Linked DNA regions of Homo sapiens: regions 1 and 3 are each linked to region 2. The links are chromatin contacts, found by Hi-C or POLR2A ChIA-PET in ENCODE. All regions are on one chromosome and are shown on one strand. The core of a region is the stretch at or near the end of the contact, and the rest is flanking DNA. Distances in the headings are between cores, read along the strand shown.

What was found. Hi-C counts contacts between places; a loop is a spot of excess contacts on that map. ChIA-PET counts read pairs that join two places held with the same protein, here RNA polymerase II (POLR2A). Pooled maps may share reads with other maps.
Region 1: a map of ascending aorta shows a loop between it and region 2 (2.5-fold over the local background). The contact joins the promoter of LINC02872 here to the enhancer-like site in region 2. A Hi-C loop is called at or near these places in 1 of 168 maps with a recorded cell type or tissue (ascending aorta) and 8 of 50 pooled maps. POLR2A ChIA-PET finds 5 or more read pairs at or near these places in 1 of 52 experiments (WTC11).
Region 3: a loop to region 2 is called in a map of tibial artery, with 2.1 times the contacts of the local background. The contact joins two enhancer-like sites. A Hi-C loop is called at or near these places in 1 of 168 maps with a recorded cell type or tissue (tibial artery). POLR2A ChIA-PET finds 5 or more read pairs at or near these places in 1 of 52 experiments (MCF 10A).

Annotation. Positions count from the first base shown.
Region 1 is chr9:87,145,937-87,150,887 of GRCh38, forward strand. LINC02872 (long intergenic non-protein coding RNA 2872) reads left to right here and starts at 2,708. Exons shown (of 2, transcript NR_161226.1): 1 at 2,708-2,962. RefSeq lists enhancers at 2,311-2,819, 2,820-3,327.
Region 2 is chr9:87,060,641-87,065,383 of GRCh38, forward strand. All of the region lies in intron 1 of LOC124902196 (a long non-coding RNA gene), which reads left to right. Among named protein-coding and RNA genes, the nearest start is that of LINC02893, 21 kb to the left of the region's middle. Within about 2 kb of position 3,436, at least 6 of the 41 ENCODE cell types and tissues checked have a DNase peak (open chromatin) inside an H3K27ac peak, as active enhancers do; they include ascending aorta, where a contact is called at or near this core.
Region 3 is chr9:86,965,708-86,970,613 of GRCh38, forward strand. All of the region lies in intron 2 of GAS1RR (GAS1 adjacent regulatory RNA), which reads left to right. Among named protein-coding and RNA genes, the nearest start is that of GAS1RR, 19 kb to the left of the region's middle. RefSeq lists an enhancer at 4,222-4,391. Within about 2 kb of position 2,873, at least 4 of the 41 ENCODE cell types and tissues checked have a DNase peak (open chromatin) inside an H3K27ac peak, as active enhancers do.

The DNA of each region.
Region 1 (4,951 bases), core at 1,458-3,957, 85 kb after region 2:
CCTAGCACAGCTGCAACTTGAGTCCCAGAAGGAGAGGAGAGGCTGAAATGGGGCAGAGCATTATTTGAAGAAATAATATCCAAGAGTATTCCAAAACAGGTGACAGACTTTGACCCACAGACTAGATCTAAATGTTCAGCAAATCCCCGCAAATGATAGATAAACAAATTGTAATATGCCCATACAATGGGGTTCTATTCAGCACAAAAGACAGAACTTCTGATATTTGAAACAACATAGAAGACTCTAAAAGCATTATGATAAATGAAAGAAGCTTGTCACAAAAGGCTACATACTGTATGATGCCATTCATATCACATTCCGAAAAAGGCAACACGATAGTGATAAAAATCAGACCAGTGGCCACCAATGCCTGGGGTGGGTAGGAAACTGGCTGGAAGGAGGTACAGGAAAACTTCTGGATTGGGGGCCTCTCACATATTAACAGTATGATAAAAACAGGCTACAAAGTAATATCACCAGTAGGATGGAGATTTTGTTATATTTATAATAGAAAAGTCTAAAAGAAAACATCCATAATTCAACCATCAGGAGTTAGCTACTGCTTCATTTTTGTTTGCTTTTAATTGTGTTGTTTACACTTTTCTTTACTGAGTTTTCTACAATGAGAATATAACTATTATAGTTAGGGAAAATATTATTTTTGAAAACAACTAGTAATATTCATACTGATTCTAAAACATAAGCAAGCTATTTCCTAATAAGTTTATAATTTATTTTCTAATTTTAAATATTCTCCTTTAATAAAAGAATGTTTTTAAAATAATTTTAAAATTTTGTATTGTTAATTCTACACACACACACACACACACACAAGCTTCATCCATATTTTAAAATCTCTGTCTATAGTAATCACTACCTTTGGGTTTGCAGAATTCTTAGCTAAATTATTCACTTACCTGACCACCCCCCCCCAACAAGCCCCCAAATAAAGTGAATTTCCAACATGGTGTTTGCATTGCTAATTGATGTCTACCTGCAAGATTTTCCAAGTGGAAGGTACAAAGGGAGACGGCAGGTCTCCAAAAACAGATCAGGGCTCCCTAGCCTTTGTGTGTCACCTGTTTCTAAACAGCACAATTAGAGCAATAAATGCTGCAGCCCCGTGTTTGGCCTGACGGGATGATGACCCTGCGGCTCAGCAAGGCCACGTATGACAGACTAACTACTTGAAAAAGGACTCTCTTGAGGGTTACTTAACACAGTCACCTGTTGATTTATGAACACGCACACTCACACATACCTTGTCTCACCCTTTTAATCATATCAATTTGCTGCATCTCAGCAAAAGAAAAAAAAACCGAAACCACTAATTACTCACAAATAAGTCAATGGCAAAGCTCCACATCTGCTCAATCTGGATGGATGAAGTTTGTAAACCACTAACACTTCATTTTCCCCTATTTTGTAATGAATTTTTAATTACATAAGAAATAAGTGAATTCATTCTCTTCTGAAATATTAGGACATTTACTCAAAAGTGCCTTTTGACCACATTCTCCAATTTCTATCCCTCTGAACCCTCCCCTTGGATAGTTTGGGGTTTGGGGATTTAGCCTTGCAGTCCTTTTATATATGGTCTATAGTAGCCTATAGTGCAGCACAGAGAGCGGTATTTCTTCATGAGGGTTTTTCTTGTTTTTCTTTTCTTCTTTCTCTCTCCCTCGCCCTCATTCTTTTCTTACATAAATGGTTTCATACTGCAGTTTCATTCTGCAAATTGCTCATTTTTTTTTTGAGCCTTATCCCAGGCTAGTTCAACTAGATCACTTTTATTTATTTTAACTGCTGTATACAATTCCATCATATAAATACAGCACACACACACTTTACTTATTCCCTGTTTGATTCCCTGTTGATAAACAATCCAATTTTTCACCATCACAAGCAATGCCACCACGTACATAGTCATATCTGACAATCCATGTCCACATGTTCCTCCCACCCAGGCACACCAGGTCCATTGCCACCACACTGAAATGTCAGGCAGCTTGACAATCAAGTCACGTGGTGCCTGGGTCTCAGTTCTCCGCGTTCTGGAACTCGGTGGAGCAGGGCTCTTAGGGTCTTGTGGCCACCTCACCGGGTCAGACTCTCCCCGAGGTGGGAGGACAAGCTAATAGGAGAAACAGGGCCATTTCTTCACCCAACCACTCAGGCTGCCAGACTCATTTTCAGATTCAAATGCAAAATTTCATTATTTCCCCTCAAACCTAAAACCCCACCTAAAGGCGGTTGAGTATTTGGCATTCCCTCTACATTGATCCTGGCTGAGGAGGGCCCGGGGGACTCAGGTCTGAGGAGGACACGTTTTCCAAGGCGGCCCTCCTTCCAGTGCTGCCAGGAGAGGGAAAAGGCACTCAGGGAGTTTTTGCTGGAGATAAGAGCAATTTTTGAAAAAAAGGTAGTAAGGCAGGAGGTGGAGTCTGCCACGGGTCTCTTTCAAACTTGCTACTTTCCATCCCGTTAATACAATCCCGGCCCTGTTTCCCGGCCCCGCGGCCATTGCAGAGTCATGAAGTCATCGCAGCTGCGCCTGCAGCCAGGCGGGAACGGGAACGGGAACTGGCTGGCCGCGGTCCCTTCTGTCCCCCGCCAGCCGGAAATGTCCGCGCGCTGAAAAGCAGACGCTGCCTGCCCGGGGAACGGCGAGAGAGAGCGAGAAAAAAAAAAGCCTGAAGGCGGCGCGGCAGCCAGCGAGAGGGGAGAAACAGATTCACACCCAGGGGCCTCCGGGCAGGGCCCACGGGACTCAGGCCGTGTCCCGCTTGGAATGTGGAGCAGGCGCGGCCTCGGCGTCAGCAGAGCTCCCCTGCATCTCCTCCTGGGGGTGTGGGGGCCGAGTGGGAGAACTGGCGGACAGAGGAAAGGGGCCTCGCTCGCAAGGCCCGGGCGGGGAGGCCTGGCCTCCTGCTCAGTCGGTGCAAATGGAAAAAGAGACGTAAGTGCCAAGTCCCAAAAGAGCAAGTCATGGGCCCCGGCTTTACAATCTGTTTCATGAGTTATTCCTCCAAGCATGCCTGGCAGTCGAGTTTCTTCATTAGTGCTGCAGCAAGCAGATGGGAACATGAGCGCCCGAGAGCATGGAGGCCTCGCAGGCAAGCAGGTGGCAGCCCCCAACATTCTGGGCAGGCTCTGGGGTCGAGGGAGCACGTTCTGATGCTTAAATAGCCTCACCTTTTATCCTGACTGGGGTAGTCCTGTGTGGTGGTTTGGTGCCCGTTTTACACCTAGACCCTCTCTCTACCCCTTGACTCGCTCTCTACCCCTTCATCCATAAGTAATGTCTGCCTCCGCCTGATCCCAGGCTGCCTTTCTGGGGTTCCAGAGACGCTGGTTGTGATGAGCAGCAAAGGGCCTCACTGTCTAAGTCGCCCAGCAGTTCCCTTGTCCTCGGGAAGGCTGCATCTTAATGGAGACCAGGAAAGGTAATGCAGGGATGGAGTCTGGATGAAGACCTGCCAAGTTGCGAGGAAGGTGGAATGGCATAGACACGGCGTTCCAAGCAGCCAGGGTTAGCCAGTCAGCTTTCCCAGTGATAGAAACCTTGTAGGCACTTTATCCTGTGACCCCAACTGTCCTCCTCAGGTGTCAACTTCCTTTCCATTACCATTAACTCCTCTTATTCCAACCACAGCTGTTGTCAACCCTCTCAAACCTCTGAAAAACAGGATAAAAGCCCCAGTGGGTATCAAAATCTCTGCCTTGAAATCCTTTTGAAACAAAGATTGTTATTGAGGGAGGTTTTCAGAATGAAGAGGAGGCTGCTGCCGTCTGAATGTGATGGTATTATTAGGAGGTGGGGCCTTTGGGAAATGATCAGGGCATGAAAGTCCTCATGAGTGGGATCAGTGCCCTTATAAAAAAGGCCCCAGAGAGCTGCCTTGCCCTTCCCACCATATGAGGACACAGGGAAAAGGCACCTTCTATACAAACCAGGAAACAGACCCTCACCAGATGCTGAATCTGCTGGTGCCTTGCTCTTGAGCTTCCCAGCCCCCAGAACTGTGGGAACAAACATCTGTTGCTTATTAGCCACCCAGTGTATGGTATCCTGTTAGAGCAGCCTCAGATGACTAAGGCGGCAACTTTCCATCCCCATGTCTGCAGGCCTCAGCCCCCCTCCCACGAGCATTCTCTTCCTTCTTCATGAACATGGGATTTTGTCGGTCCCCCATAGTCCCCAATCCCTCTAGCACTTTGGTTTCATAATGAAAGACATAAGAGGAAAGAAAGATCGCAGAGAAGCAGCACATGGAAACCATCCTGTCTGGAGCAGAGGAGCGAAGAGAGAGGACAGTCTGGGGTAAGATGTTGCTGAGGAAACCCAATTGGGCTGAGGAGTGGCTGGGCTCACCATCTTCCCTTCTTCTGTCTCCCCCTCCGTGGGACAGTGCTGCTCCCCGTGTCCAAGGTCAGGGACAGGGGACAGGGTGGGATTGCCACTTGGGCAGTGTCAAAAAGAAAATAGAAATTCCTGAGGAATGGCTGAGATTGACATGAAAGACAGCCCTCAAGTGGCCCCCACACATCCCTTTTGGGAACCTTTCCTCTCTTTTACCTGAAGTACCTTCATAAATGAGTGCCTGCTTAATTTGTTTTTTAAAAACGGAGTGAAAAACAGGCAATGTTTATGTCTCAAAGAAGCGTTTCTGATGAAAGCACAATAAATGCAGTTTTGCAGTACCATGCAAAGCAATAAACATGGAGTAGCTTCATACTGTGAGTTTAGGTGTGAAAAACTGTAAATACTCGTTAACAAAATCACCCAACCAAAATCACACGAAAAAAGTGAGCTGTATAACTGCGTATTGGCTATGACCTGGGTGTTTGTATAATCTATCATCCAAACAAGAAGCTGTAGGCACAAATCAAACCATCTAGAACACAGGTCCCACTGGCTACAGCTAAACTTGTCAGAGGTTACATC
Region 2 (4,743 bases), core at 2,186-4,685:
GTGTTGGGATTACAGGCATGAGCCCCCACACTCAGCCTAGAAGAGATTTTGACATGATATAATATTATAGTATCTCTATATAGTTCCTTCCTCATGTCAATTTCCCAAATAATTTCTCAGCTTTCTTATAGAATTATGGATCTAGTTTATAACTCATTAATTAATTTACAATTCATTGCCTAACACAATTAAACAAAGGGATCTACTAAGCCTTCTCAAATCTATACTGTTTTGCTCCAACTTTCCTCCTTCCCCATGAAATATGCATTTGGGAGTTGATTAAAATACCCATCTCCCACCACTCTACTCAGTTCCTGCTTCAGATATCAAATGTTCAGCTACTGAGATTGAATAGCACAGGAAGCAGAATTGACTTGTTTCTGAATCCATTTGACTCTTAAGTTTCAGAGAGCAGGCAGCAAATCTTTGACTGCAAGGAATTTATTCAAAAATTTCTTTTCATTTTTACTACAGAGTTAGAAAGCTCAGCTACTGAGTTCAAATGGTGAAAATTTGGAGAGCAAGAGTTGAGAGAGCAAGAGATTACCACAATGTTATCATTAGTGCGGAACACAGCACCATATCAGCAAGCATTCTACATACAGTAATGTTTGAGACCTGGGTCAGATTTGTCAGTTATTAAATATTTGAGAAAACAACAAAAGATTGTCATCTCTAAAACATTCTTTTTTTTCTAGCTGCAGCTTAAAAATCAGGCATTGGGTTGTTTTAAACATGAATGAACATGGAAAGAAAACATAGATATTTAGCATATTATGGCTCCTGACACCGTCCCCGGGGCACTTTCAGTAACCACAACACAGGGACCCTGTAACCTTGAGCTTCAACCATGTTTGAAGACTGCATAAAGGGGTCTTCTACTCAACCTAATCTTAGACTTGGGATTTTCATGATGCTTCCCTTTCACCTTCTCCTTTAAAATCTTTTTATCAATACCTTGTCTCGTTTTCACATATAATATTCTTTACACATGCCCAGCTATTTCTTTATTTTCTTTTTTAAAAAGAGTAAATGCAAATAATAATCTTCTGTTTTAAAACCTTCTCGGTTTTTGAGCCTATCTATCTGGAATTATAGAAATACCCTGTCAGTTTGGTTTCCAAGCCTCCTGCAGAGTGAGACAGGGTCTCACCCTGTCCCAGGCTGGAGTGTAGTGGTGTGATCACGCTTCCCTGCAGCCTCTACCTCCCAGGCTCAAGTGATCCTCCCACCTCAGAATCCTAAGTAGCTGGGACTATGGGTGCATGCCAGCAAGCCTGGCTAGTTTTTCCTTATTTTTTGTAGAGACGGGGTTTTCTGTGGACCTCTCTGGGCATTCTGGTTGCAGTACATTTAGTAAAATGCAGCACAGAACGATGTGTGAAATGCACCTGCTGATGTTGGATGCTACACATGCACTGCTAAGAGTGTATAGCTGTTCCTTTGGAATGCAGAGATTGGGAACCTGAGGCACACGGAACACAGGAATCATAAATGTTGCTCAGAGAAGAATTCTGTGGCATGGGCACTTCAGAAGGAGCTAGTTTAGGGGTGGATGGGAGGGCACGGAATCCAGGTAACCAGGATGTGAAGAGGAATTGGTCAGAAACAACAGATATTTGAGAACAGAAGTGGATAATGGGAGTGAGGGGCGATAGTAGTGACAAATGGCCGTGGAAGGGCCACTGGCAACAAAACTTGCCTACTTCATAATTTTCTCTTGGTCTCAAGTCAATGTTATAATTAATAAGAATTTCAAGACTCAGCTCAAAGTTTAGAGACTCGAGAGAGATGGTTTGGGCTGGGTGCAATGGCTCATGCCTGTAATCCCAGCACTTTGGGAGGCCGAAGTGGGCAGATCACGAGGTCAGGAGATCGAGACCATCCTGGCTAACACGGTGAAACCCCGTCTCTACTAAAAATACAAAAAATTAACCAGGCGTGGTGGCGGGCGCCTGTAGTCCCAGCTACTCGGGAGGCGGAGGCAGGAGAATGGCATGAACTCGGGAGGCGAAGCTTGCAGTGAGCCGAGATTGCACCATTTGCACTCCAGCCTGGGAGACAGAGTGAGACTCCGTCTCACAAAATAAATAAATAAATAAATAAATAAATAAAATTTTTAAAAAAGAGAGAGATGGTTTGGAGGCAAGCATGAGTTTTGGAAATGAATTTTGAGTTCTGCATTGCTGGCTATGTAACATGGGTACAGTTATCCAGCTTTCTTCAGCTCCCATTCCATCATGCAGAAAATAGGGATAGAAATTCCTTAGACATGGGATCACTGCAACAATTAAATATGGTGATAGCTATAAAACTTTTAACAAAGTGCCTGGCCCATGGAAAGCACTAAATAGTTAACCAACCCTATTATTGTTACCATTGTTATTATATCTAGGCAATGATTAAAGTTGTGAGTTTAAGAGAATCCCATTTCTAACTGGTCAAGTACAGTCTGTTCTCCTGCAGTGTGTTGTTTGTGTAATGTGAAGAAGTTCACAAACAAATGGTAAATAGGGAAATGCCATCAGTGTCATAGGAAAATCATGTTAGCTCATGCACAAATTTTCCTGGAAAAGAGGAGACAGAAAGGTAAAAGTAGGATTATAATCTTCGTAGGAAAGGAAAAAATCTCTTAACTTGGCTGCTGCTATCATAGAAGGAGCCCTTTAAGCTATGTTTTTAAAAAAATGAGAAACAAGTTTTTACAGTCAGGCTTTCCTCCTTCCACCCCATGTCAAGATTTGGGCTCCCAACTCTGTGCTGCTCTGGTCTCAGGGCAAGTTGGCAACTTAAGAGTAACCACTTCCGTCCAGACTGGACTCAGCTTTTGCAGCTCTGAGCCAATCCAAGTATTGCGGCTGTCTTCACCCTGGCAGTTTTATTCACTTTTAGTGTCTGTCACCAGGAATGTTCATGATATCTTCCCCAGGTTCCAATCATTGCTTTCCTTGGTGCTCTAGATGAAAAAATGCATGGACACTGAACACTTTGCCTCTTCCCCTTCCTCATCTTTTTTTTTTTTCATAAACTTCGTTATATTTGGTGCAAAAGTTTACAAAATGTGGAGTTTTGGGGGGAATGAATATGTTGCTTTATTTCAAAAATACCTTAAGTGCCATAGGACCTAACGGGAGATCCACTGAGGAATTACTTATCAAACTCTCCTGCAAAATAATTCAAGCCTGAAACTACAGGCTCCAGGTGAAGATCTCCCCTCCATGTAACTCAGTTAATGTCAATGATTGTGGAGGAAAGTCAGGAAGAGTGGAAAGAGATTTTAGAGAAACAACAGCAAGAAATGAGAGGAAAATATGGAAAGTGCTTCTGAGATTATCTTTCTAAAATATAGCCATAAATCATGAAAACATTTTATTCTGTTTTGCAATAGCACACCCACAGACATTCTTTCCAGTTGACTTTTTGATTTGAGGGCTTGTGGGTCATTCACAAAGTACAGCGTGTGTGTGTGTGTGTGTTTGTGTGTGTGTGTTTCCATTATAACCTTGGTTCAACTAAAAATGAAGTGGGATTAGAGTCAACAATCTCTTTGAGTAGTCTGAGAGGCTGGAGCAGGAGCATTGTGATTTAGTGGTTAGAGCTTCTATTAAAGGAACCCTGACAAGGTCATTGTCCTCAAGAATATAGAAGTTTCAGTGAAGACAAAATTTAGGGCTTTCTGTGGCCTTTGATATTTCTATTTTGTTATGTTTTTGTTTTTAATCCAAAGGATATTCAGGATTTACAGTTACTATCATCAGGAACCTCCAACAGATTACCTTTTAAAGCATTAGCAAAGGAGTTAATGTGTGGGCAAGCTCCTATCTCAGGGTGTCAACCTTGCTACTCCCCTCTGCCTGGAATCTGCTGTACTTGAGTATCACACGGTGTATGGGCGAGGCACTCACTGATCACCTTTCCCCAGGCACTCCCTGTCCTCTTTCTTGATTTACTTTTCTGTAGAACGCTCTTACCAGTTAATGCATTCCATATTAATTTTTTTGTTTATGGCTAGCAATTGATCCAGAAAAACTGTTTATAAATTTCGAGGTTATCCAAATTTAAAAGCACCAATTTCCTATTTGTTTTTTTGCTAGGTGAGAAAACACTTTTTACCAGGAGAAAGAGAGAGACAAAGAGAAAAAAGTGGAGAGACAGAAAAATATAGAGACACAAAGAAATAAAGAAACATAATTGGAGAAAATACATTTTTGTAAGCCTTGTTCAGATCCTTCTAAATTACATACCAGAGGCCACCCTAGGCCCAAGATTAAATCATGAATATTCTTAGAAGGTAGGCTGAAAACATATCCTCAAAAGCCACTTTTTGCTTCACAGGTATTGAAAAGGTAACACTTTTTCCCACTCTTGAAGGCACTTTAAATTATAATTAAACCAAAGAGTTTAACATGGATGCTGCACAGTAGTCACTGCACTGGAAAATATACAGCCTATGTGATTTTAGAGCAGGTTTGTAGAACAGAAATAGTACACAATTTTCACAGATCAGCCACAGACAATTTAGGTTAAAAAAATTGCTCAAAAGAGTTGCACTTGAAAACATACTCATAAAAAGGAATGAACTTCGGATACACGCAACACGCATGAATTTCAAATGCATTATTCTAGGTGAAAAAGTCACACTCAAAAGTTTACCTACTGTGTGGTCCTATTGATATGACATCTGGACTAGGAAAAACCATCAGGACAGAAAACAGATTAGTAATTATCAAGGCCTGGGGTCTA
Region 3 (4,906 bases), core at 1,623-4,122, 95 kb before region 2:
CGAGAAGTTGATTGGTAATCTTATAAGATTTAGATTGAAGTTTATGGATGACATGGCTAGTATTGCTAAGAATGTACAGTGCAGCGTAAACACGGAAGTCTTGCATAATCTTTTCCTGGACTTGTGCTTTCTTGAACTGGGTTCAAATCTAAACTGAGCAAGGCCACACAGGGCGTTAAAGCAAAAAATGTACAGTTGGAATGCACTGAACCCCCTCGACTGGGGGAGATAGGCCTCAGAGGAGGTAATTTTTAAGAACCTGCCTTTTATTTCCAGTCACCTGGCAAGCCAATCTAAGAAAATATACAGTACAAATGTGATTTTCTAGTGACACAATTGTCTAGAGAGAAAAACAACTTCAAACATATCATGGTGTTTTGGAAATTATTTGCTGAATATGTCAACATACCCCTTGAAAGAAAAGCAGTTGCCTAGCTTTTGGACTCTTCTCATGTGCAGATTTCTCAAATTTTGAAATAACAAAATCCTTAAAATAATTACTTGGATATGACTCACATTTTTTAGACAGCCTGTTGGATACTTGCTACAAATAATTTCATGTGTCTAATTTAATGGTACAGCTATATAGGGCAAGAAGGAAAAAATAGGAGGGCAGGGAAGCTAAAGAAGAAAGGGAACAGCAAGCAAGGTTTAGATGTAATTGTTTGAGAGTGCTGCCTTAGGAAATAGTAATCTCTTTTGAGGTTTGTAGTCTCGGAATTCTTTTTTTTTTGAGTCAGAGTCTTGCTCTGTCTTCCAGGCTGGAGTGCAGTGGCACAATTTCAACTCACTGCAACCTCTGCCTCCTGGGCTCAAGCAATTCTCCTGCCTCAACCTCCTGAGTAGCTGGGATTACAGGTGTGTGCCACCACACCTGGCTAATTTTTGTATTTTTAGTAGAGACGGAGTTTCACCATGTTGGCCAGCCTGGTCTCGAACTCCTGACCTCAGGTGATCCACCTGCCTCAGCCTCCCAAAGTGCTTGGATTACAGGCTTGAGTCGCGGTGCTCAGCCTAGTCTCTGCATTTTTACTACAGCAAATATTAATGCTTCAATGTCATATATAGCCAGTAAAGCAGAGTCTTCATATTCAAAGTGAAACGTATTTAGGACTGTTTTTTCTCAGTTAACAGTGAAATCAGGGGGGTAACGGTGTTACTAATGATTTCCTATGTATTGACCCAGGGTAGAAAGTTCCTTTCTAGGGGCTGTTGACTTTATGAATCAGGATTATCATCTGAGAGCGCGGGAAGCCTGGTTGGGAGGGTCAGTTGCCAAATAAACAACCTGGGGAACTCTGTGTCTCAAGCAAGAGAAGGACATATTTATTAAACACACATGGTGCTATGGTTTAAATCTGTCTCCCAGTTCAAATTTCATGTCCAATTTTAATCCCTAATGCTGGAGGTAGGGTCTGGTGGGAGGTGACTGCATCATGGGGGCGTTGTTCTCATGAATGGTTTAGCACCACCCATCCTGGTACTGTATAGTGGGCGAGTTCTTACGAGAGATCTGGTTGTTTAAAAGTGTGAGGCACCTTCCTGCTCCCCCTTCCTCCTGCTCTGGCCGTTTGAAGTGCTCTCTGCCACTTTGCCTTCCACCATGTTTGTAAGTTTTCTGGAGGCCTGCCCAGAAGCCGAGCAGATGCCGACACCACGTTCCTGTACAGTCTGTGGAACCATGAGCCAATTACACTTCTTTTCTTTATAAATTACCTGGTCTCAGGTATTTCTTTATAGCAGGGTAAGAACAGACTAATACATTTGGGCAACTGATTTTGCCATTTACATTGCAATTTTATTTTAGTGATTAGCCCAATATTGCACCTTGCAAAACTATCTCCTTCATGGATTTTATTTATTTATTTATTTATTTATTTATTTATTTTGAGACAGAGTCTTGCTCTGTCATCCAGGCTGGAGTGCAGTGGCATGATCTCGGCTCACTGCAACCTTCACCTCCTGGGTTCAAGCAATTCTCCTGCCTCAGCCTCCCCAGTAGCTGGGATTACTGGCGCACACCACCACACCCAGCTAATTTTTGTATTTTTAGTAGAGACAAGGTTTCACTATGTTGGCCAGGCTGGTCTCGAACTCCTGACCTTGTGATCTGCCTGCCTCAGCCTCCCAAAGTGCTGGGATTACAGAGGTGAACCACCACACCCAGCCAAGGATTATCATTATTATTGATGATTAATTTTTTTTTTTTTTTGAGACGGAGTCTCGCTCTGTCACCCAGGCTGGAGTGCAGTGGCATGATCTTGGCTCACTGCAAGCTCCGCCTCCCGAGTTCGTGCCATTCTCCTGCCTCAGCTTCCCGAGTAGCTGGGACTACAGGCGCCCGCCACCACGCCCGGCTAATTTTTTGTATTTTCAGTGGAGACGGGGTTTCACCACGTTAACCAGGATGGTCTCGATCTCCTGACCTCGTGATCCACCTTCCTCGGCCTCCCAAAGTGCTGGGATTACAGGCATAAGCCACCGCACCCGGCCATTGATGATTAATTTTTATTGAGCATTCATATTTTCAGGAGATGTGGTGGGCTGAATACCTACTCTATGCTAGAGTGTACTAGGTTTATATGTGCACCATGCCCTTAATCCTAACATCATTCTACCTATTTGCAGATGCATGGCTTGAGATGCCCAGAGCCATAGTGCTAGCAAGCAACTGGGATATGGAGCTAGATCTCTCTGACTCCAACATCTTGCCTCACTTGCCTCATTGTACATGATGTGCTATCAAGTGCTTACTTTGAGCAGCTGCTGGGAAACAGGTCTGCTGGGGCCTCAAACAATCATTTGGTCTTTAGTCTCTGGTTTAATGTTGGCCAATTATTTTAGCCAACAAACCAAGCAGGTTGGAGGAGTGGGCTGGCTTTGACATCAGCATGTCGAGACTGGCAACCCCGCCTCAGCTCTGATATCATCACGGTGAAGTCAGCCTGGCGTGGCCCCCACTCACAATTCCTGTCAGAATTGTGGTCTAGCCACAAGCCAGACACCGTAGGCTCCAAGAACTGGTAAAAAGCCTGGGCGAAATAGATTGGTGGGAAATGTGCATTCCGTGGGCAGCCAGCTTCCCAAGGCTGCCAACCTTTGCTTTCCTAAAGAGAAAGAAGATTAAGTAGTTAGCTGCCTTGGATTCAGGATGCCAATTTCAACACTACACATGTGCAGAGTGATCCCTTTTGATTGTTTAGGCAACGCTGGAGAGAAATGTGTCTAAAATTATTTTATGTCATTTCAAATGTTCCTATTCTCCATTTTGTGTATGAGCTTCTTGGTGACTTCTTTGAGTCATTCTGATATTTGTGTGCATAGCTAAATGTATATGTGACATAAGCTGTTTTGAGCACCTACATTATAATGTGTCAGGGACAACAGTGCCTCTCTCTTTTCTGAATGTATTTAGCCAGTTAGTGTTAATGTTACCTAAGCTGACACTCCACCATTGTGCCATCGGCTCCAGATCCAGTCCCTGTCCTTCCCCTTCTCTCCCCTCTTCTGTATCACTGAGAGCTTTACCCTGCTGGCTGACTTTCTCAGGCTTCCTTGTAAGCTGTTTTTCAGCAGGGTTTGGCTGAGGGGAGGCACTGGTGAGGGACAAAGGAGAAAGAAAGAAGGGAGAATCCAGGATGTTTTTCCTGTCCCTCTTTGCCTCAAGCAGCATCCCCCGACTCCACACCTCCATTACCCACTTGGCTGCCATAGTTCTCACTGGTTCCTGTGACCTGACCCTTGGGCTCAGGTAACTATGATCTTTCTCTCTGTCCTTCTAGCCTTGGAGACGTGGCAGCTCCCTGCTCATGCAGATCTCTGGGTTACACCGCTGTGCCTGGTTCAGCTTCCTAGCATCTATTATCTATGTAAGGAATTTAATTCTCTCTCTTTGATGTACCCACAGTGGTTTCTGCCTTCTTAGGTGGATCCTGATAAATATAATTACGCTAGTTTTTGTCGCACTTAGGAATGTTTCAGATGCCTATGAATTGCCTTTAAGAGATTTTGGTAAGATATAGTTTAGGGGTCTTTCTTTTAGTTCAACAAACATTCAGTGGGTACCTACTATGCACAACACAAGTTTGTAGGTGAATAGTTATTGATTGTTACACAGCCAGCATCTAAAAAGATGAGACGATCTGAAGAGCGTTCTTTTCAGGTCAGTGGAATGTAATCAGCACAATTGATTTATTGCCTGCACTTAATAAGAGATATTAGGAGACAAAAACATTTATTAATGTTCTTGTTTGATCAGTGTTAATGTCAAGGCTTGTTATACGGGGGTGCCATCAAATCGCCTGCTCGTACATATTCTCACAGAGCACCAAAAATTCCATCCAAATAAATTATTGTTATTATTATTTCAACTGATTCATTTGGCAGGAAAAGTTGGGATCAGAAGAGCAGGTGAGCCATGTTTCCTCCTGCCCTTGATATAGGCAGTCTGGTGTTGAGCTAAGTGAGTGATTAAGACCTTTTTTTTTTTTTTTTGAGACAGAGTCTGGCTCTGTCACCCAGGCTGGAGCACAGTGGGGCCATCTCAGCTCACTGCAAGCTCCGCCTCCCAGGTTCACACCATTCTCCTGCCTCAGCCTCCCAAGTAGCTGGGACTACAGGTGCCTGCCACCACGCCCAGCTAATTTTTTTGTATTTTTAGTAGAGATGGGGTTTCACTGTGTTAGCCAGGATGGTCTCAATCTCCTGACCTCGTGATCTGCCTGCCTCAGCCTCCCAAAGTGCTGGGATTACAGGCATGAGCCACCGCACCCGGCCGATTAAGACCTTTTCTATAGCATCAGGCATTGACCTATGAGACCTGTGAGGTCCACACACTGATAACCAATTCCCTAGGAATGATGAGGAAGACACAGAAGATGGGAGCTATGAGAGCAGCCTTTTGTGA